Regions from separate parts of the Mus musculus genome. Here region 2 is linked to region 1. Evidence: chromatin loops called from intact Hi-C (ENCODE). Cell type or tissue: heart. All regions are shown on one strand. Links, peaks and the distances in the headings refer to the core of each region. The heading gives the core; the rest is flanking DNA. Region 1 overlaps Nos1ap (nitric oxide synthase 1 (neuronal) adaptor protein). Region 2 has its middle 15 kb from the start of Nos1ap.

Region 1 (15,343 bases), core at 4,591-12,590:
TTATGCCAAGATCGGCAGTTTGGCTCCTTCCTGAAGAATAGGGAGAGGCTGGGAGGGACTCCCTATCCTATCATGGTCCAGCCTAATTTTCATTTCGTTTTTGAAATTGACACAGTAAAATTGATTTTTATGGCTGTAGTTTTGGAAAATTTCAATCTTAGAGTCATATAACCATCCCCACTGTCCGATTACAGAACATTCCATCATCCTTAAAATGTCCCCAGTACTGTCACTAGATAGTCATATCTTTATCCTTCCCCTAGTCGATAGCAGCTGCTGGGTTTCTTTCATTTTTGGACATCTGGATCTCAAATTTAAAGATTTTTATATATTTTTTTTTATTGTCTCAGAGTATTTTGTGAATTTGTCTTAAGATTTAATTATTTATTTTATGTATATGAGTACACTGTAGTTGTCTTCGGACATAACAGAAGAGCACACTGGATTTCATTATAGATGGTTGTGAGCCACCATGTGGTTGCTAGGAATTGAACTCAGGACCTCTGGAAGAGCAGTCAGTGCTCTTAACCACTGAACCATCTGTCCATTATCTCAGAGTATTTTGCCTGCAAGCATCCATGTGCAGCATGTGTGTTTCTGTTGCCCATGAGGGTTAGAAGAGGCCATTGGATACCCTGGAACTACACTTTAGATGGCTGTAAGCCACCATGTGGGTGCTAGGAGCCAAGCCCTGGTCCTCTGAGAGAGCAGTATGTGTTCTTAATGCTCAATTTTCATTCCAGCCCCATGATGACACATTTTCATTGTAGTTTTGTCTTTGGGAGAATTTTGGACAGCCAGAATCATGTGGAATGTGATCTGTTGAGACTGGCTTCTACCAAGCAGCACTGTGTCTTTGAGATATATTGTACTTCCTAATATTTATATCAATAGTTCTATCCTTTGTATTAAAATGGTTACATGTGAACCAATTCACTTGTAATTTTCTGTAGTTACTCGATGTCATCCATGAACTACATTGTTTCCATTTTATTATATAACAAATATTTTAAAAATTGGAGACAGAGTCTTATTATGTTGTCCAGTCTGACCTCAAACTTGTGATCCTCCTGCCCCAACTTGCTGAATGCTGGGGTCACAGATAGGCAAACAAGAGCTCATTAGTAAAATCGGATACATTGCCCTTTTTTTTTTATAAATAAAAGTTTCATCAGTCTATGGCCACATGTATTTATCAGTGATTATCTATTGTTACTTACATGTTTCTGTGTCAGACTTACATAGTCACAATAGAGAAAACATGGCCCTCAATGAATAAAGTAACAGTTTCACTAGAAAAAAATTGCTGACTCATGTAGCTGTGGCTGCTGCTGGGCATGAGTCGGAATAGACACTTTGGTGTAGTTAAAACTGAGTCCTAGAGCTAAGGAGATAATAGTTCACTTGTATCTGCATTGTATAAGAATAAATATATCAGTTTGGATCCTCAACACCCAGCACCCACAACAATAGCTGGGGGCAACAGAGCATGCAGATTAGGTGGGTCCCTGCAGCTCATTAGCCATCCAGGCTAGTAGCCATGCTCAGTGCACATGTGTTCACGCACACACACACCACACACACAAAACACTTATGTGCTCACACCTATAGAAGCATGTATGCTAACCTTCTCTTCATAGAAAACAAAGGATACTTATGTTTTTCCTACCCCAACACCAGACATGTTTTTACCCAGGACCATGGGTTATCCGAGGACCATGGAAAATCTGATCTAAGCTTGGAGCAGCTTCGGTGAGGGGCTGAAGGGAAAGCTGAAGTGGAGCTCATTTGTGGTGCACTGCATCAGCTGTGAGGATGGGGAGACAAGGACAACAGAGTGATTAGATGGCCCATTCTTGGTTTCTGTGGTCAGCTGTAACTTCCATTGCCCATGGTCTTCAGACTTAGCTACATAATAAATTTACCTGCATGTTCCGTATCTTCTTCAGCACCCCAGCTATGCTGTGTAGACGATGTCAATCAAACTGTTTACGAGTGAATCTGGATGAGAGCATTTTATGTTTGCCACGTAGTTCCAGTGCTTAGCATACCTTGAGAACATTTGTCCCTTTGACCTCAAGGAAGTATTGCTGCTGCCTGCTGACCGTAGATCATTCTTGGCCTCTGATAAAGCCTCTACTCTGAAAATTTGTCGTGTGAATTCTCACATCTTTACCGTGATGTATCAGAGCTGTATGAGTTTTATCGTTTGTGTGTTAGAATTTGACTTTTGGCTGTTTCTGAGAAATAGCGTGTGCGGGATGTTTATATCACTTGAAATATTGATGTATTCTAATGCCTGGAATCAGAATGTTAGCAGCCAACAGCTCTAGAGTCTTGCTGTTCAAAGCTGCTTCTTAGAGTATAACTGTTATTGAGACCTTTTGGAAATTAAGGGTCCTTGGATGCCTTCAGTCCTGCAGAGCTTACTCATAAGGACCTTAAGAGTTGTGAAACACGACTTTAAAGTATATCGTAGGTGGATGCTTGGTGGTGAGGCACACAGCAATTGTAATGGAAGAAACTGCTTTTCAGAGATTCCATTGTTCCCTTAGAGGCAGAATGACTGACAGCTGTTATGACTTCTAACATCTTTCCCAGTTCTGATTTTATTATTGTTCTCCTTGTAATTTCCCCAGCATCTCCTTAGAATCCTTCCTGCATCTTCTCTGCCTCTCCACCCTTGGTGTTCACTGCAGGCTCCATTCTTCCTCCTGTAGTTTTTGTATCAGCCTCATGCCTGGATCTCTCAAGTCCCTGAGAGGAGAGCACAGTCTATTCTCTTACCTCTTTCTTACCTTCAGTTACAGGGGAGAGTCAACGTTTCAAGGACTTGAGGCTGTAAAAGGAGTCCCAGGGACTGCCTGGCCTCTGTCAATTCCCCCTGACTCTCTTTCCTAGTTCTCTGGTGCAAGATGCATAGTAGAGCCTTTGTGCTCTCCTGTGCTGTCTTCATTGAAGGCATTACTACTTTTTCCAGCCATGGGATTTATAGACCATTTTTCCCTCGTTCTTCCTCTCAGCCTATAACTTAATATTTGATGCATGTTCCTGCTCTTTCCTGGATTTCTTGTTTCCAGTGTCATTCCTTCTAAGTCCTCAGTGCTGGTGCCAAGATCATGTTCAACATCTGCCTCTCTATTTTTTCACTCTCTAAACACCCTTAAGCATGATGCTCCCTCCTACTTTCAGGATAAAGCCGCATCTCCCATTTCCTCTCCATCCACATCCTTTTCCTTTCGTATCTTTGTTTCTTGCTCTGAGGCCCACCTGATGTCACCAAACACCTTCATGTCTTTGTCTCTGTACATTTACCTTCATTTCTCCATGTGCCCATCCTACCTATCTGGGTTCTGAAGTTTGTATTGTTCCAGGACATTTCTCAGATGCAGCCTAAACCAATTCACTCACCTCGTAAAAGAGAAGATGATACTCAGAGAGGTCTGAGGACTTGACAAGGTTGCAGGAAGCACTGCACATGCTTGTTATGAAATTCACATTAGGGTTCAGTGTGGCTTTGTCTTAGAACTTCATGAAAGTTTTTCCATTTAACTTCATAAGTTAAGTGTGGGATGTGTGGGGTGGATGTTGAGAGATCCCCAAGATCATAAAACATGCCTTTTATAGAGAAAGGGAGGAAAATCAAACTTGAGAGACAGAAGGATCCATCATTTGTCTTGTAACCATTTTTTTTTCCTGAAGAAGAGAATCTTAAATCGTGACTCCACTAACTCTGGGAAGCGTTTATTCTTCCTGCTGTGTGAGCCTGTGGCTGTGAGTTGTCCCTGTGAGCAGTGCTGTTCCCCTCCCCGCTTTGTGTGATGCATCACATTCACCAGTTAAAGGAAAGCCTGGCCTAAATACCAGAGGAGAATGATAGAATTGGTTAGAGTTGTTAACTGTGTTATGTTTTCAGATTGTCCTCTTTCTCCACCTCCGATTTTCCTCCAAGACAGGGGCTCTAATGCAGTGGACTCTCCTTGCTGCTGAGCCATACAACCATGGGGGAAAACCTGAACATCTGTCCTGAACACGTGCACACTGTTTTTTTTTTTTTCTTCACTAGTCCCTAAGCAAGGGAGTACGGCAACTGTTTCATAGCATTTACATTTGCATAATGGACTACAAGTCACCCAAAGATGATTTAATGTATACAAGAGGATGTGCAAAGGTTATATGCACGAGTGACACTGTTTTATGTAAGGGACTTCAGCCTCTGTGGTTTTAGGGTATCTGCAGAGGATCACGGGGCCAACCCCTACAGAGTGAGGGATGTCTGGCCTTGTTTCTAATGGGCGGTGGGAGTCACTAGAAGGAAAGGCAGCCCAGAAGCAATGAGATATTTTTAGGCTGGTACTTATCTTGCTCCATAGATCAGTCTGTCAGGCCCTCAATCATTTGGGATAGCTGGTCGGTTCCCCATGACCTGTTAACATGTTCCTAGCCAGGGAAAAAAGCAATGGCTATATTCTGGCTATATATATATATAATGGCTATATATATAGTCTTGTCTCCTCTCTACAAGGAGCAGCTGCCACTCCTGAGCTCCCCTGAGTACACAGCCCCAAATTGCCTATGCTCCAGGCTGCCACTGCCTTTCCTTGGAAGGCCTGCCTAATTTGCCCTCTTCCATCATTCTGGTCTCTTGATGCTGTGCAAATGCCTCCTACCCATAAAACATCTGTGTCTGGACGAACGTCTCCCCCACCTTCTCAGTCTTTCCGACAGCTACGAACTTGACTGCGTCCTGCCTGGAAGCCATCTATGTTCAGAAGGTCCTTTTACTGTGTTTTTCTGACCTTGTTAGTATTCTGTGCTTTCCCCAGGTCATTGGCATGTGTTCCTGAGCATTGAAGGCGGTAGAAAAGCAGTAGAAGAAATGAGGTCAGGCTGTGTTATTGGGGTGGGAAGAACAAGTGGGGAGGATGGGAGAGCTTCCCACCTAGGAGACTAGAAATGTCGCTGGCCCCATAATTTCCAGTTAGGTCCTCTTCCTTTTCTTGCTTCCTGTTTTAAGATAGGGTTTCATATACATCAAAGCATTTGTTAAACATACACTAGATAAATAGAGATGTTAATGAATAATTTTATCTCCTTGAGGAAGTAAAATTATGGAGCCAGTGAAAGAGATAGACGTCAGGCAACAATGACAAAGCTAAGTATCAAGAGATGTGAGTTCCAGGCTTGGGTTTTCTGCAGAGGGACCTGGAGGGAAGTCTTTTATCGGCCTTGGATACCAGCTCTCTTCATCTGTGTGAAGAAAACCTAGGTCAACCTTTGTGAATCGAAATGGTTCAAACATAGGTTTCCTCTAGAAACTTTTAAAGTGAGGTCTTACAGACATACAGAAGCTCAGAGTCTATGTGTGTGCATGCACACACATGATCGTGCACAGCACCAGACACCTGTCATGTAGCAGGACTTACTTCCAGTGTATTAGTCATGATTTTAGCAGCCTTTGGTTTAAAAAATGCATGATGGCGAACCTCAGTGATCCTTCCTTAAGAATTTGTATTTAAGCTGTTACGATAATAGATATAATAAACAGTAGTATAAGTATGACCCATATACATTGATTTCTTCCAAGGCACCTCTTTTTTCTTTCTTTTTGGCTTAGGGATATGAGTTTCTTATCACTATGCTAAAAGCCTCTGACAGAAACATCTTAAAGGAGGGAAGGGTTATTTTTGGATAAGGGTCTTAGCTATTTCAGTCTGTGACCTGCTGGGTCTCTACTATGGGACTGAGGCAAAGCTGACCATCACAGCAGGGAGCATGTTGCTCACCTTGTAGTGGTAAAAGTGAGAGATTTGCTTACAGGTCTGGTCACACAAGCACACTGTTGTCACGGGCAAAGGGGGGTGATCCTTCTGGATCAATTGAAGAAGCAAATTGTAAGTGATCATCTGAGATAGCTGTGAGAAGGATCTTCTAAATGTCGCCCAGACCTGTTATGGCTGGAGTGAAGTCTCTAGGTGTCATTGCAGAGTGTCTGGGTGTCAATGATGGCGCAGTGGTAGTGCAGTGAATCCTGTGACTGGAATGTACAGGACACTAGTGGCTGTTTAAATCTCTTACCTGACATCAGAGGGCTAGACTGGAGTTCCCAAAAGCAGCAGATTTTGTATTCATTCCGTTTCATTTCCTTTTCCCCTTTTCTTTCCTTTTTATCCCCTCTGCTGAGAATTGAAGCCAATGGCTTACACATAGTGTTGTGCCATTGATCTACACCTCAAGCCTTTGGACTCCAACTTGGAGCAATCCTCCTGCCTCTGCTTTCCAAATGCTCGATTACAGCTGTATATACCACAACACCTTGCTTCTTGGTTCTTATGTTTTTGAGACTAGGTCTAATTAAGAAGCTCAGCCTGCATAAACTTGCTATGTTACCTAAGATGGCCTTGAACTTGTGACCCTCCTCCCTCAGCCCACCAAATACTAGATTGTAGTTGTAAGTCATTACCCCTGGCAATCAGAAAGTTATGTATTTAGCCAAAATCATGGGTTCTGTGCAAATGAAGTTGTGGTTGGTGCTGGCCCAGGGGCTTTAGAAATGATGAAAGTTTCTTACAGTCCTTGACCTGGGAACCGAGAAGATAACAGCTGAGTGTTGGATCAGTTCATTACCTCTACCTGGTCAACTGGCCAGGAATGGAGGAACAGCCCAACAGTGTTCAATCAAACAATAGAACTGTCTGCACCTGACAGATATCATCACTTGATGCTCTAACATGAAATTAACTTTATTTATGTTCACCCAATAGGCAACTCTAGTTAGATATACTTACAGTGTGTCTGTAAAACTGTGTCTTTTAGACAGGACTGGGTCCTGCTGTCTTACCATCATTCACATGAGAAACAAAAGAATAGCAACGTTGGTCCCTCTACCAGATCCCCTGAGTGCAAATCCCTGAGATTAGGTCTGCCGCCTTTCCTGCTGTTTGTTGTTGGCTGTCCTGTTTATCTGCAATGAATAGTTTAGAGCTTGACCCTAGCTAGCTCTCCTTGGTTTGCAGAGCTGATCTGTAAATCTAGATGCCATGAAAATGAAGAATACCTTTTATAACCTCACTGTTAAACACTCTTTTATGGATTTTGAAGATTATAGAAATTATTATTTATATCTTGTTTTGTTCTCTTAAAATAATGAAAAGTTGTAACTTTTTATTAGAATGCTAAAAACTCTGGTTGCATCAAAACTGCTCAATTTCTCAAACATAAAATGGAAGCCTTATAGGGACTGAGTTCAAGCCTAGGGAATTTTTTCCTTATCTGCCTGTGGCTAAAGTAAGTTGTGATAGAATTGAAGCTGGTAGAGAAAAAAAAAATCATTTCCTCTTTCCAGCTTCCCCAAGAATCCTCATAAACTGGCCACAGAGCAAATCTGGAGTCTACTTCAGTCTCCATCTCACTGGTGGTTCTAAGATGTATTATAACTGAATCCTACAGGCCACCAAGCTGTACAACAGTGTCATGACATGACTCTCAGGCCTCTGTCTCTCAGGTTCTCATTTCATATGTACAGGAGCTGAACCAGAGAGGAGCTGGGTGCTAAGAGATCCTCCATGCCTAGCTCAAGGTTCTTAAACCTGGTGTGTTCCCGTGGTGGCCTTGAACTTGCGATCATGCTTGTTGCCCAGTCTTGGCAGGTCTGAAGTTTTTCATTTGCAAAAGAATGCAATGGGCATAGAAGGTCTCTTAACCACACACTGTGTAACAGAGACGGTTTAAAGATGATCGGTCCTGTTTGTTTCATTTGTTGGTGGGTTGCTTTTTCAGTGTCACCCTGTGTATCCCTTGCTGGGCTGGAACTCCCTCTGTAGCCCAGGCAGATCTTTAACTCACCAACCTCCTACCACAATCTCCAAATATTGCAATTATAGCCCAGCTAAGTTGGCACTTACAAAAGTCCTCAATGCATGGTTTACCATCCATGCTGTCCCTTAACTTCCAGAGAGCTTATTTTACCCTTGTATAATATGCCCTCTTTTCTTATGTGAATAACCACTGTTCATTGTGTCTGCTCACTTGTTTGACCTTAGTATATCACCCCGCTGGGGCCCAGTGCTGTCTTCTTCATAAAAATATATGTAAATCATATTTTCTTGCTCTCAACGAAGGTATGACCTTTGCTAGAAATCAGAAAGCAAACAACCTACATTGGGTGGAGAATAGAGGCTTGCGTTAACTGTAATAACTGAGCTGGTGGAGAAGCTCTGTGGGGTTTTGTGATAAAGGGCACCAGCCTGAAAAAAATCTGTCCTGTATCAAAGCCTGAGCAGGTCCTTCTGGAATAAGGAGGACTTGGCCATCAGATGGTGTGGGGAGAGCGTTCTAGGCATGGGGATTGTCTTAGTTAGGGTTTTACTGCTGTGAACAGATGCCATGACCAAGGCAAGTCTCACACAGACAACATTAATTGGGGCTGGCTTACAGGTTCAGAGGTTCAGTCTATAATCATCAAGGCAAAAGCATGGTGGCATCCAGGCAGGCATGGTGCAGGCGCAGCTGGGAGTTCCACATCTTCATCTGAAGGCTGCTATGAGAAGACTCGCATCTAGGGAGCTAAGATGAGGGTCTTAAAGACCACACCTATGGTGACACACCTACTCCAACAAGGCCACATCCCCAAATAGTGCCACTCCTTGGGCTAGCCATATTCAAACCACCACAGAGATTAACAGGTGTAATTATGTGGAAGGGTGGAAGCGGGTGATATGTTTGCCTTGCATGCTGGGTGCAGAAGTATCTTCAGTGAGTGGGGTTAAAGTAGACTCTCTTGGAGCAGAATTCTGTTTGCTATGTGAGGCTTTTAGTCTTGGGTCTTTGAGAACATATTTGGAGGTCTAGCAAGGGAACTCACACTCTACACCCTGCATACCAGCCAAATTACCCAAGTCAACTCTGACAGTCCGTGGGGTTACAGATGTTTCAGCGAGATCACCCCGGTTTGTGTCTTTGAATTGTGGTAAAGGATGTGTACCCAAAACTTACCATCTTAACCATTTTTCAATTTAAAATTGTGCAGCGGTGAGTATTGTCGTACAACAGCCTCTGCCACCGTCCAGTTCCAGCCGTTTTGTGATGTAATTCTAATGTTCAGAAAGCTGAGGCAGGAGGACTTTGAACTTGAGGTGAGCTTGGAATATATATATATATAACTTGAGGTGAATTCGTTTCTAAAAAAAATTCCCAAATTAATACAACTCTCTGAAGCTGAACCCATAATATCCCCATTTTCCACATATCAGTCTCTGCAATCAACCCCACCACCATCTGCATCTAAAAAATTTGACCATCCTGGGAACCTGGTAAGAGTGGACTCCCGAAATACTTGTGATTTTGTAACTGGCTTATTTCACATAGCACAACTGCCTTCCCTTTAAGACTGAATAGTATTCTGCTGTCTAAGATGGATAACACTTGGTGTCCATTCATCCATCTACCAACACAGGTTGCTTCCAACTTTTTAAAAGATTTACTTATTTATTTTACCTGTGTGAGTACACTGTAGCTGTACAAATGGTTGTGAGCCTTCATGTGGTTGTTGGAGAATGCATTTTTAGGACCCCTGCTTGCTGCGGTTGGCCCTGCTCTCTTCAGTCCCTGCTTTCTCTGGCCCAAAGATTTTATTTATTATTATTATACATTAGTACACTGAAGCTGACTTCAGATGCACCAGAAGAGGGCCTCAGATCTTATTATGGATGGTTGTGAGCCACCATGTTGTTGCTGGGATTTGAACTCAGGATTTCCAGAAGGGCAGTCAGTGGTCTTACCCACTGAGCCATCTCACCAGCTCCTGCTTCAAACTTTTGACTATTGTGAATGATAGTGTTATGAACTTGGCTGCACTTGGCTTTTTTTTTTTTAACATCACTATGGATGTTACTAAACTATCAGTAAGAACAGATGTCTTTCATGAAAACCCTTTATGTTATAGCCATCTCTTCAGAGTTATGCACAGTTTGTGGTAGAGATGTGCTTGTATTCAGGAAACTAAAACAGGGTAAATGACTGCTGGTAGCACTGCCAGAATTCACCAGCATAATTTTCATGCTTGGACCCTGGGGGATGCTCAGTAGGTAAATTGCTAGCTGTTCCAACATAAGGATCTGGGTTCAGATCTCAAGCACTCAGATAACAAAGAAAAGAAAGAGAAAACATGTCAGTTCACATCTGTAATTCCAGGCTGGGGAGGTAGAGCCAGAAAGATCCCTGGGACTCACTGGCTAGCTAGTCTCACTGAAACAGTGAACTCCAGGTTCTGTCTCAAGGCACACCTTTAATCCTAACAGTCAGGAGGCAGAAGCGAAGGATCTCTGTGAGTTCGAAGCCAGCCTGATCTACAAAGTAAGTGAGTTCCAGGACAGCCAGGGCTCTTATACAAAGAGAAACCCTATCTTGTACCATCCCCCACCTCCAAATAAAAACTAAAGTGTAGAACACACACACAGTAGAGTTGGTGGTAGAGAGGCATCCTTTGGCCATTTACAGAAAGCAGAGCTACGGTCTGCTCTAGAAAGAAAACAAACCCAGAGCTTGCCCAGCAAGCCAGTCCTCACTTGCCTTTGCAAACTGATTCCCTCTTCCTGGCGAAGTCACCCATGAACACTGAACTCCTCAGCAGCCCATAGCTTGCATCTGTAGGAAGGAGAAGGACTGAAGTATGTGTTATCAAGGTGACCTAAGAAGTGAAAAAATAGCATCTGTTTAAAAAAAAAATTCAGTATTATCATCTACAGATTTGTCGGGGAGCAGCACATTGCTGTGAATGTGATGTGGGGCGTCTAGTGGCCCTAACCTTGTCCCTGACTCTGAAGTCGCTCTGGGACCTCGCTTTCCAGTGTCAGGTTGTTCTTTCAGTGGCTGTCACTGTCACCTGCTTCACTCACCCTGCAGCTGAACTGCTTCTTGGACCACCTGTCCTTCCTCAGTTTCCTGGACTGAGACCGAGACACATGGTTGTAGGAGGCAGGTCTAGGAATCAGCAGGTGCTCAGGAGCCAGGCTTCAGGTTTGGACGCAGCTGTGGCTTCTAGCTTCTTGTTCCTGTCACTTCTCGAGGGCTTCCTCTTGACTCCTTTTGACATCCTCAAGCCAGCCTCTCCCTCCTGGACCTCCCTGACTGACACAGTACACTAAGTTCTCGAGCCTTTATTCCAATAAAAGATCCCAAGTTTGTTTCTGAACCTCAGAAACTTTTGCTTGGACATTCCAGTGTTGTGTGGTTAGTGGTCCAGGACTTTGTATTGTTTGGTTCCCTCAAATGTTAGGTCCTAGGAGTTAGATGTGGCCAGCAGAGTGAATGTATCAAAACAGTCAGGCCACCATGGGTGGAGGCCGGGCCTGTTGGCATGTACTCTGATGCTGGCTGGAACCCACAGCTGGTGGCACCAGTCACTGTGTTTGTCCTTCAGCCCCTGGCAAGTCCTGAACACATTGGATTCCTGTCCCAAGGAACACAGGTGCTTCCTCCAAGCCAGCTTGCCCGGGCAGCACTTACTTCAGAGCACACAGCAGTGTCTGGGGAAAAGGAGGACTTGGTTTTGAGATCCCCTTTCCTCTCTCTTCCCATGGTCCCCCGTTATCCTCTCCTCTTCAAATCCATTCGTTTCCCTGCTAATGAGCGTGAAAGCATACCTGTCTCCCTGAAGTGTGATTGCCCTGTAAAGAAATGGCATAATGATAAATTTTTAAGCATTTGGCTTTCATGTCCTGGGTTCCCAGCAGAGGTGCAGCTTCATTCTGAGTCTGCAGGTGGAAAGTGGTTGGGACATCAGGAGGCAGGTGGGATAATGCAGAGTGAGTCAGAGCTGAGAGTGTGACAATGCTCAGAGCCCTTGCCAGCAGCTAGCAGCTGTGATGGGACCTGGAGGCCTGCTTGCTGCTTCTCTCGTCCTTTCTCACTTTGGAGGACTCCAGAACATCCTGCCAGCTATTAGAAGAAGCACCTGTGTTACCAATGTCACAGTTCTGGGAGAAAATGGGGTATCACTTTGTGTGAAGTCATTGTGCCCACAGACCTGTAAGAGCCTTGTGTATCGGAGCAAGTGTGTGCACGGTGGTGAAGGCAGAGAGTGCTTTCCAACTGTAACCAAGTTTAGTTCCATTTTGTGACTTTGCTGTTGTTGTTTTTCATTTTGTTTTACATTGATTTATTTGTGTCTCTGTGTGTGCTCTCGAGCGCATGTGCATGCGTGAGTATGTTCGCAGTATGAGCATACTTGTGTGCTTACAGATGCCACAGAACACATAGGGAGGTCAGAGAATAACTTGACGTAGAGTTTCTTTCCTTTGACCGTGTGGGGGCTGGGAATTGAACTCAGGTTGCTAGGTTGATGGCAAGCGCCCTTTCCACTGAGTCATCTCAGGCCCCATACATATTTTGTGGTTTGTCTTGTTTTGCTTGTTGGCTTTTGTTGTTGTTGTTCTGTTTGGCTTGGTTTTGTTTGTTTGTCTTTGAGATGTGGTCTCATTATGGAACCCTGGATGGCCTGGAACTCTTTGTGTAGACCAGGATGACTTAGAACTCCTAGGGATCTGCCTGCCCCTGTCTCCTTAGTGCTGAGATTAAAGGCATGTTCCACCAGAGTTATCATATTTTGTTTTGAAGATGGAGGAACTAAAAGACATACCCAAACATCAAAAAACAAACTGTAAAAATACAGGCGAGATTCAGAAACACAGCAAGGAGCTAGCCCGGTACCTCTTTCTAGGCTTTCTTGATGGGTTGTATTTGGTCCCAGAGAGAGTTAACCCACCAGAGAAGTGGATCAGATAGGAAAGAGCTGTCGCCAACTTCAATTAATTACCTAAATGTGGGGCTGTAGGTGGGGAGATGCTCAATGTGTTTGACCTTGAAAGCATGGGAACCTGAATTTGGTCCTCAAAACTCATGTAGAAGAGTCAGGCATGGTGGCATGTGCTTCAATCCCAGCATGTAGGAGACAGAGCCATGCAGATCCCTGGGTTTCAGGAGCCAGCCAACCAGATCAGCAAGTTCCAAGCCAACTGGGAGGCCTCTTCTCAAAAAAACAAAAAAAACAAAAAACAAAAAAAAGGCAGCTCTCTCCCAAGGAATGAAACCTGAAGTTGAGTGCTGGTCTTCACAGGCATGCATACGTATGGGCGCCAACACCCATACATACACAAAGAAGAGGAAATTGCATAGTACTTGGCAGAAGTAGGTACTTGGTATTTCTGCTTTAGTTTTGTTGCTCTAAAAGGGGGGAAAAACATGTGTGTGAGAGAATGCTAAAGTGACATCCGAGAGGATGACAGAAATTCAGTTGAGACTGACCTGTGTGGGCCATGTGTTACCCTTCCCTGGGTCTTTCTAACTCTTGTGCCCCTAGCTTCTGCCAGAGTTTACTGGCATGCCTCTTTAGCCTGAGAGTGGCTTCAGGAACAGCCTTAACTTTCAGGACTTGTTCAGAAAGGGGTGCAGCTGGAAGGTGTGTTTATTCAAGTTCAAGTAAGCGGAGGTAACTGCAGGCGTGGTCAGGAACTGTGGCTGGTTCACCTCGACTGCTCGGCACAAGGCCAAAGTCAGCTGTATTATGAATTGCCGTGGCTGTTTTCTTACCCAAGGTCATTTTAGTTCATCCAGCCTGCAGCTGAGCAGAATGCTGCAGTCCAGAGAGAAACGGAATTGGAGTCCTTCCCCAGGTGCCTGCTAAGCAGATCCAGTCCTACCCCCAGTCCCACCACAGGGACGCATGCTGCAGAGGCAGAGGGCACTGCGGTATACAGCTGAGATCCAGTCCCAAGCCAGACGCCATCCCGTCCTTTTACACGCATACCACCCTCTTCTTTCCTTTCATTCTCCAATAGCTTTGATTCTGGCTGAAGTAGACTTTGGCTCTCATTGCTGCCCAGGTTTGCCCTTCTTCCATGTCCTCATGATAAGTAATTGGACAGAATAGAACAATTGGGGCTTGGGGGATGGGGTCGTCAGACTGAGAGATGTCTGGTATTGATACCTAGGGGTTATTGAGCTGTGATCCATAGTGTGTGCTGATAATAGAAAGAATGATATACTGCCATGTCTATAAGAAGCAGGTAGTTAAGAGGTATCAGCATTGTATGCAAAATAACAATGATTACCAAAAATTTGGTGAAGGGACAGACTGTAGACAACAGGAACATTTTTGTTTACTTACATGTATTATTTGTGTATTTGCCTGTATATGAAGGTCAGAGGAGAACTTCATGGAGTTGGTTCTCTCCCTCCATTTTTATGTGAGTACGAGGGATGGAACTCAGGTCACCAGATCTGTTCAGCCAGTGGCTTTAGAAGCCCAGTCTGGCTTCAACTTGTTCTCTAATATAGGAAGGTCTTTGTCTTCTGCTTCGCCTGCCCCTAGCTCCCAAGTGCTGAAATTACAGTCGTGTACCACCACACCTCCTGCATCATTCCAACTGAGCTCCATCCCCACCTTGGCATCCTTTGAGATCTGACTGCTAGAGGGCATGGCCACGGAAGGGAGGCTCTGTCTGATTCTGGTAAGGTTTTCAGTGTGGGTTATGTCATCCTTCCAGTGGAATAGATGCTTTAGATCCCTATCAACATACTCACTGTTGAAATCATTGACTTTCAGGAACTCATCAAGGAACTACGTGCCTTTAGGCAGGCCTACATGTTGGCTTAGTAGGAGGTCTTGGTTCTGAGTCTGAGGTTCCTGATTGCTTACTTTAGTCTGTATCGTAAATGTTTGATTGAGAACTTCCCATGGGAATTGTGTTTATGTGGTGATACTAAGATGGAGACCAAATGGTAGTGTTTGTATATGTTCTTGTTTTGGTTTCTTGAGACAAAGTCTCATTCTGTAGTCCAGGTGAGCCTGGAGCTCTCTGTATCCACCAGGCTGGCCTCAAACTCATGTCAACCCTCCCTTTCCAGCCTCTTGAGTGCTAGAATTACAGGCATTGAGCATCTCAAATGGTTTAACTAAACTGGAGGAGTACACACAATGAAGTTCATTAAGGGAGATGATGGATTAGACCAACTAGAAAGAAACATCTGTACAAACATAAAGGATGCCTATGATTGGAGAAACATAATGGAAAGACTTGAGGGGTAGGCCTAGTGAGTGTTCTGTAACAGTGCACACTGGTGGTTAGAACAGCCTGCCCGGGACTTCAAATGTGAGGGGTAACATGGAAGTATAAGGCAATTCGCGCTGTATGAGCATCATCACTGGTTTACCGCCCCTTCCCCCACCTCCCGATACCTTCCAGCTTGACAGTCTTCAGAATGATGAGACTGTGGGGAAGTTTAGAGACTGACCCACAGGAAAAGAGATTTGGAGATGGAATAAAAGAGAATAATTTAGAATTTT
Region 2 (15,343 bases), core at 3,747-11,746, 210 kb before region 1:
GTGGAGAGTGATAGAGAGGGTAGTCTTCCCTGCTGTGGTCGCCATACACCAGATGGTGAGAGGAGGTGTGAACTTCTGGATTTCATTGTCACTATGCTGGGGACAACATAAACATTGGGCATTTTGTCTTGTAGTGATGTCAGGTGACCCATGGAGCAGTGAAGCAAGAATGATGTTGGGAGAAGAAAATTGCTCAGAGAGCCTCGGAGTCAATGGGGCCTCTGGGAGCTGTTCTAGAAGGCTTTGCCATCCTAGATTAGCCATCCCTGCTTCCCCAGGGGAACCGTAGAGAAGCAACTTATGTTTCCTTTGGTCTTGGCTTTATAGCTGGTCCTCTTTCCAGAAAGCTCCCCCCACAAAGGGAAGGACAGCAAGTTTACAGAGCAGGTGACAGAACCTGAGGACTAAGGAAAAGGAAGCCCTGGACAGGCTCCTGTGGACAGGCGTGTCTCATCTCCAACCCTGACCCCACTGTTATTACATCTACCTACCTGCTGGGCTGGCCTCCAAACTTGAGCCCACAGTTACATCTACCTGACCTTGGAAAATCTCATAACCCACCTGAGCCTCAGTTTCCTTGTCTACATGAGGGTGGGGGTGGGGGGGGTACCACGATTGCCTCTCCCTCAGAAGTTTCTCATGAGGATCAGCCGAGGTAATGAATTAAAGAGAACTTTGTATGCTCTAAGAAGTGGTTGGACATAAGTCGATCTAAAAGACAGACAGAAGCAGTGGGTATGTATCAGAGAATCAGAATTATTATTCCTCCCATTCTGTGTTTTGGAGAACCCCGAGGTGTTGCCAGAACCCCTTCTAATGGGTGACTGCAGGTGCTGAAGAACTGGGGTTGTAAGAGGCTCAAGAGTGCTCTATATGCGGCTTAAACCCTTGCGTCTGTCTTCACCAGTCTGGTATGGTACTCTAACTGGCTGGCAGAAATCACTTTTTGTCATAAGCTGGGGGCGGTGGTGTGTGGCTGAAGGAGACCTACACATATTGCTTGTAGTTCTCTATTTTGTACAGGAGAACTCCTTCTACCTGGTTTGGTTTCCTACCACTTGTGGCAATCAACAGTAGTAACTGGAAAACCAGTAGGCCACAAATACCTCCCTAGAATACCAGTCTATCCCAGCTACATACTGTGGTTAAATAACCAGGTGAAACAGTCACTCACAGGCAAGTCTAGTCACAGGGCCTAGGAAGAGATATCCTTGGGACTATATTACCAAATTGCCACATCTGGGGTTTGTTTGTTTGATTGGTTTGGGGGGGGGGGCGTGTACGCACACGGGGTAGGAGGCACAATCTAAAAAAGGATCTTGTGGTCCAGTGGTCTTGGACTTGTTATGTAGATGAAGATAACCTTACTCATGATTATCTGTCTCTACCTCCCAGGACTAGGTTACAGTCTTGGGCTACTATGCCAGGTTTAAATTGGATTGGAACCCAGGGACATGCTTGGTAAGCACTCTGTCAACTGAGCCACATCCTGAGCCCTAAAATACATCTCTGAAAGTCTGGGTGACCCTTCTTGCATGCATGAGGTTAACACTCAGTCACTGGGCTCCATCTCCAGGTCCTGGGCGGGCCCTCTTATCTAAGTGCACCACTAATGCAGTCATGATGGGCCTTGGACAGCAAGTGTCTGTTAGGAGCTCACAACGTGATAAGAAATGTGATACATACTTATAAGTAATGCATGATGTCATTGTTTTAAAACATTTATTTTGGTAAAATATACTTAACAAAATTCATCTTAGCAGCCGTTTCCTTCTTTGGAAGATCAGATTCATGTTAATCAAGAGGGAGAAAGGAAGGGGGAAAGGAAATCTACTCTGCTAAAGTTCTCCCAGCATGGCACAAAACTCCCAAGGATCTGGCCTTCAGTTGTGTGTTGGGGCCAGGGGCAGTGAGTGCAAGACCGTGGTTCCAACAAGCAAAGAGGCAGAAGATGCGGTCCTCCCCATCTCAGGCCCCAGACTCAGCCCACTCTCCAGCCCTTGAGCTCTGCAAGTTCAGTGTGCTCCTGGCCCGGGTTCTGCCTCTTCGCCACAAACACCCTCCGTCCTGACAGGGTTAGCAGAAACATGTGTTCTCCACAGACCACAGACAGGCACTTGAAGTGATGCTTGTGTTATGCTTCGATACAGCCAGAAGCCACAGACTAACCCGCTCCAAAATGGTGCTGGCTGCTTGCTTGCCATTGTCAAGTACCCAAGTACCTAGTTTAATATCTAGCATCCCCAAGGTTTATCCAGGTGTTGAGTTCCTCCCTCCCTCCCTCCCTCCCTCCCTCCCTCCCTCTTTCTTTCTTTCTTTCTTTCTTTCTTTCTTTCTTTCTTTCTTTCTTTCTTTCTTTCTTTCTTTCTTTCTTTCTTTCTTTCTTCCTTCCTTCCTTCCTTCCTTCCTTCCTTCCTTCCTTCCTTCCTTCCTTCCTTCCTTCCTTCCTTCCTTCCTTTCTTTCTTTCTTTCTTTCTTTCTTTCTTTCTTTCTTTCTTTCTTTCTTTCTTTCTTTCTTTCTTTCTATGCTTTTTTAGGTTTTGGACACCTAAAAGGACTTCACCATGCAGCACTAGCTGGCTTGGAAACATACCTAAGTTGCTATATAGAGCAGGCTGCTCTTGAACCTGCAATGATCCTCTTATCTCCTGCTCTTGAGCGCCGGAGTGTTAGATCTGCACCCCCACTCCCAGCTAAGAGTTATCTTCATTTTCTTATCTTTTCTCTCATTATTTTGTTTTGTGTTTATGTGTAAGGTTGTTTTGCCTGCATGTACTTCAGTGTACCCCACCCATGCCTGGTCAGAGGTCACAGAGGTCAGAAGAGGAGTCAGATCCCCTGGCACTGGGATTGCAGATGCTTGTGAGCCACCATGTGGGTGCTGGGAACTGAACCTGGCTCCTCTGGAACAGAAACGGTCTCCCCAGCCCCAGGAATTATTTTCTTTTTAGGGTTAATTAATCATGTATATACAACATATTACATTTATCTTCTTATAGATATTTGCTGTTGGAGTCATGTGTGTGTGTGTGCATGTGTGTCTGTCTGTCTGTCTGCTTGTCTCTCCATTGTATATGTCTATAACTATATTTGTGTACAGTATATCTAGTGAGTATCTCTACATGAGCAAATGCAGAAACAATCCCATGGACAAGTTAGACTTTATCATTTTTTCTGTATGATCTCAAAATGAGGAACAACATTTTCCTTTCTCTTTCTCTCTAACGGCTGTAACAGGAGAGGGAAGGCCTTTGTGGAGTGCTCTTCCTTTCTGGCCAGAGATGTATAGTCATAGGACAGAGGTCTGAGTTCAGGAGAGGCGTGAAGCCTGGCTCATGTCCTCCTAAACCTCTATGCTTAAGGTCCTGGAGTTAATTTGGGAAAGGCCCAAGAGCTCACTGGACAACTGAACAGGACTCAGCTGGTAGAGCAAAAGTCAACATGCATTTGGAGAGGAGGTTCTGGTCTCAAGCACATGGACCAATAGCAGCAGCCTGATTGGCTCTGCTCTCTGTCCAGAATGATCTTTTCTGTTCTTGCTTATGAAAGTAATAGAATTCCTCAGTGCTGGGCTCAAATACTGCATCCTTCGTGACACTTTCCCTGGTTCTACATCCCCCACCCCCACCTCTAGCTGCCACACAGAATACCTCACCTATTCTTTAGTTTCTGGAGTCACTTTGACCCCTTAGTTTTTCTGTTTTATTTCTGTACCATGTAAATACCTGCATACCAGTCCTGTCTGGTCATTTAGAGAGGGTTTTGCTATGTAGCCCTGGCTGGCCTTGAACTCATGGCATTGTCTTGCCTCAGTTTCCTAGGTTGGGATTACAGGCATGCACTGCTATTCTGGGGCTGTGAGGTCAGTGTTAACTCCTTGTTTAGATCAAGGTGAATTTCTTGAGAAGAGAAATTATTTCATCTATTTTTTTATTGTCCAGTACAGAGTTAGCAACTAGCAAATATCGACTGACCATGTGGCCAGAAATCTTATGTAACAACGGCATCTGTTAGGTGTTCCCTAAATTCATGCATAATGAGGTAACATCGATCTCCAAGCACCTGGTAAATACAAGAAAAATTTTCCCTGTCTTTGGGATTCAGCTTGAAACCAGCTTCATGAAATCCTTCATTCAATAAAACCTGTCAAAACTTTCATGGGAATAACTATAAAAGTGCCTTGGGTATCCATTGCCCAGGCCTCAAATGGACTCAGGTAGATCTTAATTGTGACCAAATATGGCATTCATTTGTTTTTTCAATTGGCCTCCAAAAGAACTTGAATGTCACAGAATAGTACATGTTTGTTGACTTTAGATGGTCTTAGTTAGAAGATAGGACCAGTTAGGAAATTTCCTTTCATCAGCGGAATGAGTATTGATTTTACATTGATGGATTGATTGTGGCCATGTGTACCACAATACTGTGTGGAGGTCAGAGAACAACTTACAAGGGTTGGTTCTCCCTTTCTTGCATGAAGGTCCCAGGGGTCAAAATCTGGTCAGCAGGCTTGGTTGACAGGTCCTTTTATCTGCTGAGCCATACTGCAGGTCTAAGTTTTAATTTTTTTATTTTTGACAAGGGGTCTTTGTGTAGCCCAGGGTGACCTCAGAGTCACAACGTACCTGGAGTTGACCTTTAGTCTCTGGTCAACCTGCTCTCTCTCCCGTGTGCTGGGATTACAGTTATGTGGTACTCAGATCAAACTCAGGGTTTTAGGCAAACACTCTGAACTGAGCAATGTTGTTGCGGGAAGTATTACAAATACAACTGCCAAGTTCCCATGCTCCATCCAACTACTCTCTACCCGCCAACTCTCCGGCGGGGCCAGAGCTGCAGAGTTCCCTTCGTTGCCACGCCAGCCCCATGCAATGACCATCCACCCTGTGGTCAGCCACCACAACACCCAGTAACCCTGTAGAAACAAAACTCTAGAAGCTTTCCATTAACAAGGCAGATTTATATATCAATAAAGTCTCAATTCACAAGATGCTCACACAATAATTTCAGGGTCAATTGATAATGATACAAGCTGCCACCTAGATTAGACAAGTTATCCCAATTACTGTATCCTTTATGATATCATATCTACCTGTGGCTATTTAAAGCCACCCTGGTTCAGGATCTTCTTCCATGGTCCATCCTCCATCTTACTTTCCTCCCCCCTCCTCCAAGTCACTCTTTGTCCTTGCAACTCTTCTCTTCACCTCCCTTTTCCCTGTTCAATCACAGGCCTTCTGCTGCACTAATATTTTAATGTAATTGGACAGGGAAAATCCTGCCACACGACATTCCTAGCCTGAGGTCAAGGGACAACACTGTGACGTCCGTTCTTCCACTATGGAGGTCTTGAGGATTGAACTCAGGTTGTCAGTCTTGGCAACAAGTACCTTCAACCCCTGGGCCTTCTTGTAGGCCCATCCCTATCCATCTCTTGAACATCTTCATCATCCTGAACACTTTGTATCCATTAAACTGCATCTTATTTAAGGGGAATAATAGAGTGTCTATCTTTTTGCAACCCACTTGTTTCACTTAGCTCTCAAGGTTGATCCATGTTGAAGCATAGGCCAAGATCTTTCTCCTTTTTTTGAGGCTATAACCCTCTTTCATGTAGTCACCATGATTCTTGTTTTTGTTGTTTATCTATTCATCCTTTAACAGACAAATTGACTTGCTTTTTACTTTTTGGAAGGCTTTGGTGGCTATTGGTGCTATGAACACAGGTCTATAAATATACACGTCAAATAAATACCTACCTGTTCTGAGAGGAGAGTGCTTTGATCACTTACTCATGTGCTCCTTGGCAAATCGTATAACCATGGCAACTTCTACTAACTCATATATTTGATTCATTAGCCAATTCCATTCCATCTTGGTAAGGACTTTTCCTGGGTTGCTGTGTACAGCAGATACACAATATAGGAAGTGGTAGGAATTATGCTGTCATCTCAAGAAAGGTGATGGAGGCCTCTGGGAGATGAGTGGACTATAGTGGCTCAATGTGTTCATGTGGACCAAAATCAAGATTTGTTTATGGAGATCTCATTGGGCTCCGCTCACCCTGACCCCCTCACAGTTCCAGCCGTTAGAATGGGATGCTTTTCCAAAAAGGTATGAATGCGAGTAACATTTGTTCTGAATTAAACTTGGCTGCTGTTAAGGTGTTATCATGTCCGTGGAGCTCGGATTACAGAGGCTGCCTTCAGCCAGCGAGTAGCATGGGGAAGTTTGCACGGGGAAGTTGCTCAGAGAGGTGGAAAATTCTGAGGCCCCTCCCGTGTGATTGCAAGAAAAATGCTCGGAGTGGTGTGGAGAGGGGCCAGCTGGGGATGTCAAGGGATTTATAAAAGAGATTACAGGACCTTTTAAGGGAATGAGGCAGCTGCTAATGATGGAAAACTGCTAAGGCCGAATCTGAATGCCTGCCTCATTGGCTGTTTCTCCTGAGGTGCCTGCAACTGTGGAAAAAACGGATCACGCCATCGCCTTTGTGTGAAGTTCAAAGAGACACACCGGAATGTGGGGAGCAGAACCTATTTCTGTATGGGACCCTCAGAACTCATGGAACCCAAAGTGAAAACACACCTGGTGGCATTCCACATCTGTACCTGGCTTACTAGTTTGCTTTTAAGTTTTATTATGACTTAGCCCACCAGGGATGGAATCCAGGGGACTGGGTTATGCTGGGCAAGTCCTCCAGTTAGCACTCGAGTGCGTGCGTGCGTGCGTGCGTGCGTGCGTGTGTGTGTGTGTGTGTGTGTGTGTGTGTGTAAGCCTGTTAGTTTGTGTGGTGGGGCCAGAATCAAATCCAGCACCTTGCACACATACTAAGCAAGTTTTATATTGTCCAACTCCTTCATTTACCCACCTATTTAAAACTTTGTTCTTGTTGTGGTGTGTGTGTGGAATTGGTTCTCTCCCTCCACCCTTACGTGGACTTTGGGGACAGGCTTATGCCATCAGGGCTTGAGCATCAAGTCTTTTGACCTGCGGAAGCTCTCACGGGTCCTATTTGTCTATTAAAACAGCAGCAGCAACAAAGGCAACTTTAAGCTGTCTAAAAGCTTTACACCGCTAGAGGTCTTCCAATAAAATATTTTGTGCTATCTTACTATCATATTTCCAGTTGTCCCATGGCCTTTTCACAACCCAAGTATCATCTTATCTTAAGCCTGTGGGTTTTATAAAGAGAGAGCAAGTGCCTTTTCAATGCCATAGGATAAATACAGTCTAATTGATAAGCCCAACGTTCTAAATTTAGCGGCTGGCTTGCCTTGTGTTTTAAATAGCTAATGAAAATAGTCCCAGATTCAGGAACACAGCTTATGAAGTTTAGAGGGCCAACGGAGAGGCCTTGATATCAATTTTCAGTAGAGGAACTAAATAAGGAGATATTTTCTTAAGGTATGTGACTGAGTGTGTGTGTGTGTGTGTGTGTGTGTGTGTGTGTGTGTGTGTGTGTGTGTGTGTGTGTGTGTGTGTGTTAGGGGGTAGGGACAGGAATGGGGTGTGAACCTTTAACCTCAGTCCAGGAGTTCAAGGCTAATCTGGACAACCTAAAAAATACCCCAAACAAATGGCCATACAAATAGAACTCAATTTGTCACCCAGCAAAAAAGAACAATGCTGAAACAGAATAATAATAATAAAAAGAACAACAAAACAAAAACAACAATAACAACAAAAAAACTAGGAACTATCTGGAAGCTTGGAAGCAATGGAGAGATACTTTGGGGTCTGAGATACTGAGTTGAATCGATTGAAATGTTCTATTCATCATCTTTCATCTGTAAATACAAAAGACAGTGCAAAAAAAATTGTCTGACCTACTCTGTACCTTTATAGAACTGAAAACCCACTCATTCCTTAACAGTCAAACCTTTTGTCAGTGATGGTGGTGGCTCTGGGAATTGAACCCAGAGCCTGGTGCATGTTTGTCGAATGTGTCCTTAAGCTGCCTTCCTGGGAGATAGCTTCTAGTTGCTTCTTAAAGCAAAAGGTCAGTGGATGCATATTGTTTTTCTCTTTTCTTTCCCTATCTTCTTTTCTCCTTTTTTCTTCCTCCCTGCCCTTCCTTATTTCATTCCATCTTTCTATTCCTTCCTTCCTTCCTTCCTTCCTTCCTTCCTTCCTTCCTTCCTTCCTTCCTTCCTTCCTTCTTTTTTCTTCCCTCCCTCCCTCCCTTCCTTCTTCTTCCCATGAAAATGGTTTTGTGTGTGTGTGTGTGTGTGTGTGTGTGTGTGTGTGTGTGTGTGTGTGTGCGTGCGTGCGTGTGTCTGAATCAGCATCCCAGGTCACAGCTCAGTCCAGACAGTTCTCATGAAGTTCAGTCACTGACCCCAGGTCTGCAGTCCTTCCCTTGGCTGTCTCCAACAGCTACAGCTTTATCACCAGTCGCTCCCAGAAGACCCTCCTTCCTGTGACTTTATCTTCCCCCAGCCCCCTAAGGACATTCTGTAGATTAAATGTCTCCAAAGACCCCGTCTCCATGTCTCCAAGTCTGCTCTTCTGCTGTTATCAAATTCCTTTCCCCCTTTCAAATGCAGCTCAAGTCAGACCTGTTCTTTGAACCTTAGCTGATGATGGGGCCCCAGTGACTTTTCTCCCCTTCATGCTAAGGAGACATGCTCCCTTTCACTTTGATGCTTGGACTACATGCCACCTTCTGTGCACTTCAAAGTCCCTTTCATCAGGGGTGCAACACTATCTTAAGTCCACTGCTACCACTGGAAAATCTTATAGCAAGAATACTTGATAAGAGGGATGTTTTGATCACAGATCAGTGGATCAATAAAGACTTCTTGCCTGAAATTCAGAGTAGATCTCAGAAACACACTATTAAGTTTAATGTGAAAACTATACTTGTGAGTTAGGAAAGCATGGGACTGGATAAATCAACGTAAGAAATGGAATTCTAAACATGCTAAGAACCTAACTTCATTCTTCAACTCAAAATTCTTAAGACCTTGACACTTTTCTCACCACTCCTAATTTCTTATCACTGTTAGGAAGCTGGCCTCAAACTCAGGGACTTAGGTGTCTTCTTTCTCAAGTGTCTTGAGTTGCTGGAACCATAGTTATGCACAACAGGGCCCAGGGGCCATAACCTTTGATACACAGCACTGGTCAAGTCTTTCTGGTCCAGGGACGTGTGTGGGAAGGCACTACAGGAGGAAGATGCTCCAGCCAGGCATCCCACTCAGTTTGCCTTCACCCTTCTTCCTTGTCCTGGACCCACAGGCTGTTGGGGAAAGTTGGGTGTCTCAAAGGCATTTCCATCAGGAAGTGGATTTCACAGGTTATTTGGCTTATAAAAATAGAATATGCACATACTTTTGTAGAAAGAGACTTACTTTACAATTACTAGTCATGTAGTGTTGCACGTAGAAGACATAGGTCTCCAACACAGTATATGTTACCTTTTAGGATAAAATTTCCTTTCCTTTTCGTCCCTTTCCTTTTTTTGTTTTTTTGTTGTTATTATTGTTTGTTGCTGTTGTTGTTTTAGAGTCTCAGCCAAGTAGCTCCAGCTGGATTTGAACTTGTACTAACTTTGCTGACTCAGTCTCTCCAGAGCTGACGTTATAGGCATGAGTTATTATACATGGCCATTTGTTTGCTGCTTTTCTTTTGAAACATGGCCTTGCTATGTAGCCCAAGGTGGCTCTTCACTCTTAGCAATAATCTTCCTGATAGGTATGCACTCCAAAACACCCACAAAGTAATCTTTCTTATTGGGAGAGCATCTCATACAGTGAAGAGCATCAAAGATCAAAGTTGGGTTAGAGAGGGTTAGTAAAACAGGTCTCACTATGTAGTTCTGGCTGGCCTTGAACTAGATACATAGACCAGGTTAGCCTTGAACTCACAAAGATCTGCTTGCTTCTGCCTTCCAAGTATTGAGATTAAAGGCATGTACCACCATATCTGACTGAGTATGCTATTTTTTTCTTCCCCGAAGGGAAGTGACTTAATATCCTTTCAAGTAAAGATTTTTTTATATTTATATAACTTTATAACACTATACATACTATTATGACTATAGTGCCTTCCCACACACACCCTTGGACCAGAAAGACCTGACACAAGCGCTGTGCATCAAAGGTTATGTCCCCTGGGCCCTGTGGTGCACATGTGTGGTCCCTGAGACTCAAATAGTATAAATGCATGCTCAGTGTCCTTGAAGACCAGAAGAAGGTGTCAGATCCCCTGGAACTGGAATTACAGGGAATTGTGAACTGCCATATGTAGCATGAGGTTTTGGTTTGTTTGTTTGTTTTTTTGCTACCCTGTTTTGTGCTCCCTGTGGGTTGCGCTTCTCCAGCTACCTTCCCAGAACAGAAGCTCCCTGGACCTGTGAATGGAACACACACACACGCACACTAGTTTATTTTTAATACTGTCTAGCTCAATGGCTGGGCAGTTCTAATCCTCTGCCTGTTACCCAGTGCCCAATCGGGAAGTGGCCAGTGGCCACTTAACCTGAATTCTTCTATGGCTTGTTGGTTCTCTCTCCGGCAGCTCTAAATCTGGTCTTCTACCACATCATGTCGATTCTTCTCCCCACCCCACCTCTGCATCCTAGCATGGGCAACTCTTAAGTATTCAGCCCCATCTCCCTTTGCCCATTCATTGGCTGCAGACATCTTTATTGATCAATCAAAAAACCCAATTGGGGTCAAGGACTTTTAGTGTTTGGCACACATATTCCTGATTGAATCAAAGCATTAGAACCAGTCTCCAACTGCTGTGCATGTTCTCTGCAAGAACAATAAGCACTCCTTACTATTGAGCCATCTCTCCAGCCCCAATCTCTGACTATCTTTATTGTCGTCATCTAAGATGGGCTAAGAACTCCTAGCTCTAGATTCCCCACAAACACTGTCAGGTAAAAGTGGTACTCTGAGCACAGTGCTACATTCCTAATGCCACTCAGGAGCTGGAGCAGGGGGACGAGCTTTTCCAGAGGCCCAAGGTAACTGGAGCAATATAGTGAGTTCCTGTTTCAACAGGAATGGAACTATGAAAAATCATTTGAGCATTTTGAGCCTAAGCATTATCCAATGGTGGAAAGAATATGTTGTCAAAGTTATTTGTATACTTTTTTATTCTATCCGTTCATGTGTGTATCGGTTACTTTTCTTTTTTTTAATTGGATATTTTATTTATTTACATTTCAAATGTTACCCCCTTCCCAGTTTCCCCTCTGGAACCCCCCTGTCCCATCCCCCTTCCCCCTGCTTCTATGAGGATGCTTCCCTACCCACCCACCCATTCCTGCCCCTCTACCCTGGAATTCCTCTATACGAGGGCATCCAGCTTTTACAGAACCAAGGGCTCCTCCTCCTCTTGATGCCCGACAAGGCCATCCTCTGCTACATATGTGGCTGGAGCCATGGGTCCCTCCATGTGTACTCTTTGGTTTGTGGTTTAGCTCCTGGGAACTCTGGGGCATCTGATTGGTTGATATTGTTGTTCTTCCTATGGGGTTGCAAACCCCTTCAGCTAACTCCGCCATTGGGGACCCCATGCTGGTCCTATGGTTGGCTGCAAGCAACTGCTTCTGTATTTGTCAGGCTCATCAGTTGCTTTTCTGTTGCTATGATAAAATACCATGACCATAAGCAACTCACAGAAGAGTTTGTTTAGGTTTATAGTACCAGAGGGTTAAAATTCTGTTTTTGTAGAGGCATGGCAGCAAGCTGCAGGAGCAAGAAACCAAGAGAACAACACACCCTTAACCACTAGCATGAAGCAGAGAGTGAGCTGGAAGTGGGGCTGTGAACTCTTAAGCCTATCCCAGGCCTCCATCTTCTAAAGATTCTATGCCCCCTCCCCCTAAACAGCAACACTGCAGTGGAACCAAATGTCAAATATGTGAGCCTTTGGGGGACATAAACTACACACAGGGTCTCACTCTACAGTCCAGGAAGGATGGAGCAGAACTTATGACAATCCTCCTGCCTTAACATTCCAAGTGCTGAGATTACCATACCTAGCTGCTGATTAAAACATTTAAGCTTTTGCTGTGCTTGATAAATTCTATAGTTGAGCCCCTCCCCACTTTTGTTGCCAAAATCTAGCTAGAGTTTGCAGAGGCAGCTCATGGAAGTTTTCTCTGGGCTTGTTTTATGCATGATCATCATGAAGGAGAGCTGCTGTATTGACCTGCAGGGGCTGTGGCAGCCCTCATAAGAACAGAGTAGAACTGGACAGCAGAGAAATGAGGGTGTTAATATTTCTTCTTGAAGAAGGGGAAAGAGAGCTACAACATGTAGGCAGCCGGTGCCTAAAAGATGGCGCCGGTCTCCGATATACCTTCGCCGTAAACAACGCCACTGCGCAGGTGCTAGCCCGAATCTGGTGTCAAGCCCTCCCGAGTGGGTGCATGCAAATTAAAGTGCCGGCAGACTGACCAATCCCAGGAGGACACATAGCCCTCCCCAGTGCTGGGGTGTATATAAGCAGTCCTCCCTGGGTTCCCGGGGTTCCCGTAGCATCGAGGTGTTCCTGCAATAAAGCTGTTGAGAAAAATCCGACCATGTTGCGTTTTTTCCTTGCTGGACGAGATGAGCGCAACAAATTGGTGGCCCGTACGGAGACCCGAGGATCTCGTGGATTCAGAACTCTTCAGCTGAGGAACGATGGTACCGGTTAAGTCTCCCAAATTGATCCCTGGTTAAAAGGAGGAATATGTTTTTCTCGCCCGTGGACCCAGTGTGGGTAGCTCTTAGCGTTTTTGTTTCCTTTTTTTGTAATTTCTGGCCTCTGCTTTTGTTTGATAGAAGCAGTTAAGGCAGGTCAGAGAATTCCCACGGAACAACAAGAAAGTATTTCAGAGGAAGATAGGAAACACATAACCAAAAGAAAGAAAAGGGGCGAAAAAGAGAGAGAAAAGGAGAAGGGAGAAAAGGCAAATTCAAAAGGAAAAGGAAATAATGAGAAAGAAAAAGGAAAAGAAAAGGGAGGAAAAATAAAAGTAATTAGTGATAAAGAAAAGGAAATAGTGAAGATATATCCCTCTCTAAAGGATTTAAATTTATCAAGCTCCGCTTCCAGTGCTCGGAGCTTAGTAAAGATGATGGAGCTGACCTAGAAGAAGAGGCAGCTCAATATGAGAGGGATAGGTATGATCTGGATTGGCCATATAGAGCCAACCCGATGAAAAAGGGAGTATCGGTCAACAAAAGGACAAAAGAAAAAAATTAGAAAAGAAACGATTGTTTGTAGCACCTGACAAAGTTCAGATGGGAAATTTAGGAGAGTTCTTGGATGCTCGAATTACTCCACATTTTATTACACCTCAAAAGATAGAATTACGTAAAGATCATTTGAAAACATTGAATGATTTCCAGAAGTTGTTGGGAGATATAAATTGGATTCGTCCATATATGAGGCTATCAAATTTTGAATTAATCCCTCTTTTTGATATATTGAAGGGCGATCCACAGCTTTCGTCACCTCGTACTTTCACCCCTGAGGCCCGAGTAGCATTAGAAAAGGTAGAAAGGTGTTTCGAAAAGGCCAAGCTGTATAGATGGAAAGAAGGAGAGGACATCCTCCTATGTGTTTTAAAGACATTCCGTCAACCAACAGGAGTGTTGTGGCAGTCAGGTCCTCTATTGTGGATTTATCCTCATGTGTCTCCCAATAAAACCCTTGAATATTATCCCATTGCTGTAGCTCAATTAGTGATTTTGGGCATTAAATCGTGTCTTCAACATTTTGGAGCACCCCCTCAGAAAATCGTTACACCTTATAATTCTAATCAAATACAGATCCTAAGTTCTTTGATAGATGATTGAGCCCTATTGTGCTGTAGTTTTGATGGGGAGTTAGATAATCATTATCCCAAAGATCCTTTGCTACAATTTTTTAGTGAACATCCAGTGATTTTCCCCAAAGTCACAGCATCTAAACCCATATCCAGTGCATTGGATATTTATACAGATGGTTCTAAAACAGGTGTTGGTGCCTATGTAGTTAATTCTCAAAAACCCGTTCTTTTTCAATACAATCCTGGCACCCCACAACTTACTGAATGTAAAATTGTGTTGGAAGTATTCAAAGCTTTTAAGGAATCTTTTAATCTAGTCTCTGATTTGGCTTATGTAGTAAATGCAGTGCGTGCATTAGAAATTGCAGGACCCATTAGACCCACCAGCCCTGTGTGCACCATCTTATTAGAGTTACAAAAATTGAATTGGAAAAGAACACATAAATTCTTTATTCAACCAACATATTCGTGCTCATTCTACCTTGCCAGGCCCTATGGCTGAAAGAAATGCCTTAGTGGACGCTAGCACTCACATGGAATTTATTTTTCATGCCACCCCACTGGAGCTTGCAAAAGATTTTCATCAATTGTATCATGTTCCTGCTGCCACACTTCAGCAGAAATTTGATATCTCTTGAGCCTCAGCACAAGATGTGGTGTTACAATGCCCACAGTGTGTACAGTTTCACCACCCTCCTCATGTTGGTATTAACCCTCGCGGATTGATCCCTTTAAAACTGTGGCAAATGGATGTTACTCATGTCTCAGCATTTGGAAGATTAAAATATGTTCATGTTTCAATTGACACCTGTTCAGGTGTCATTTTTGCCTCCCCCATGTCCGATGAGAAATCCCACAACGTGGTTGGCCATTGCCTAGAATCCTGAGCAGCTTAGGGAAGGCCAGATAGTTTAAAAACTGATAATGGCCCCGCATACACATCAAAATCATTCCAAACCTTTTGCATAATAATGCAGGTTAGTCACTCTACTAGCCTTCCCTACAATCCACAGGGCCAAGGCATTGTGGAAAGAGCACATCGAACCCTAAAAGAACTATTACAAAAACAAAAAGGGGGAATCGCCGATGGCCGACCACCTAAAGAACAATTATCTTTAGCCCTCTTTAAATTTTTAAATTCTGGACGAACATGGTCGTTCGGCTGCAGATAGGCATGCCATGACCTCGCCTATCCTTAAACAGGATGTCAAATGGAAAGATGTCCTAACTGGAAAATGGTATGGCCCAGATCCTGTTATTTCGAGATCCAGGGAAGCTGTTTGTGTTTTTCCACAAGGTCAAGAACACCCGATTTGGGTACCAGAGAGGCTGACTCAAAAATTGCTCTCCCCGACAGAGATATAGATTGTAATAGTTCCGGAAGGACATGTTTTTTAGCAGAATGTTGGCAGGGTATACTGCTGTGGTTGTGAAACTTCCCACCTTTGTGCCTATAGTAGATTTTGAAATGTTTGCCACCTATGCCCATTGGTGCCCCTTGTATAAAGTTGTACAAGCTAATTTCTCTCAGTCTCTTGAATAGAGTCGCCTCTTATCTGAGTA

Evidence for each region. Peaks named below come from ENCODE experiments on the same cell type or tissue, not always from the same donor. Only the 100,000 strongest peaks of a DNase experiment are listed, where the experiment ranks them.
Region 2: it touches region 1 in a loop (2.5-fold over the local background); 5 of 42 quality-filtered maps call a loop at or near these places.

The regions. Positions count from the first base shown.
Region 1 is chr1:170,391,329-170,406,671 of GRCm38, reverse strand. All of the region lies in intron 2 of Nos1ap (nitric oxide synthase 1 (neuronal) adaptor protein), which reads left to right. Among named protein-coding and RNA genes, the nearest start is that of Spata46, 90 kb to the right of the region's middle. In heart, for the core only: no CTCF peak of the experiment used is centred there; no DNase peak of the experiment used is centred there; H3K27ac peaks cover 1,986 bases.
Region 2 is chr1:170,596,744-170,612,086 of GRCm38, reverse strand. No RefSeq gene overlaps it. Among named protein-coding and RNA genes, the nearest start is that of Nos1ap, 15 kb to the right of the region's middle. In heart, for the core only: a CTCF peak has its summit at 7,066; no DNase peak of the experiment used is centred there; H3K4me3 peaks cover 340 bases; H3K27ac peaks cover 2,706 bases.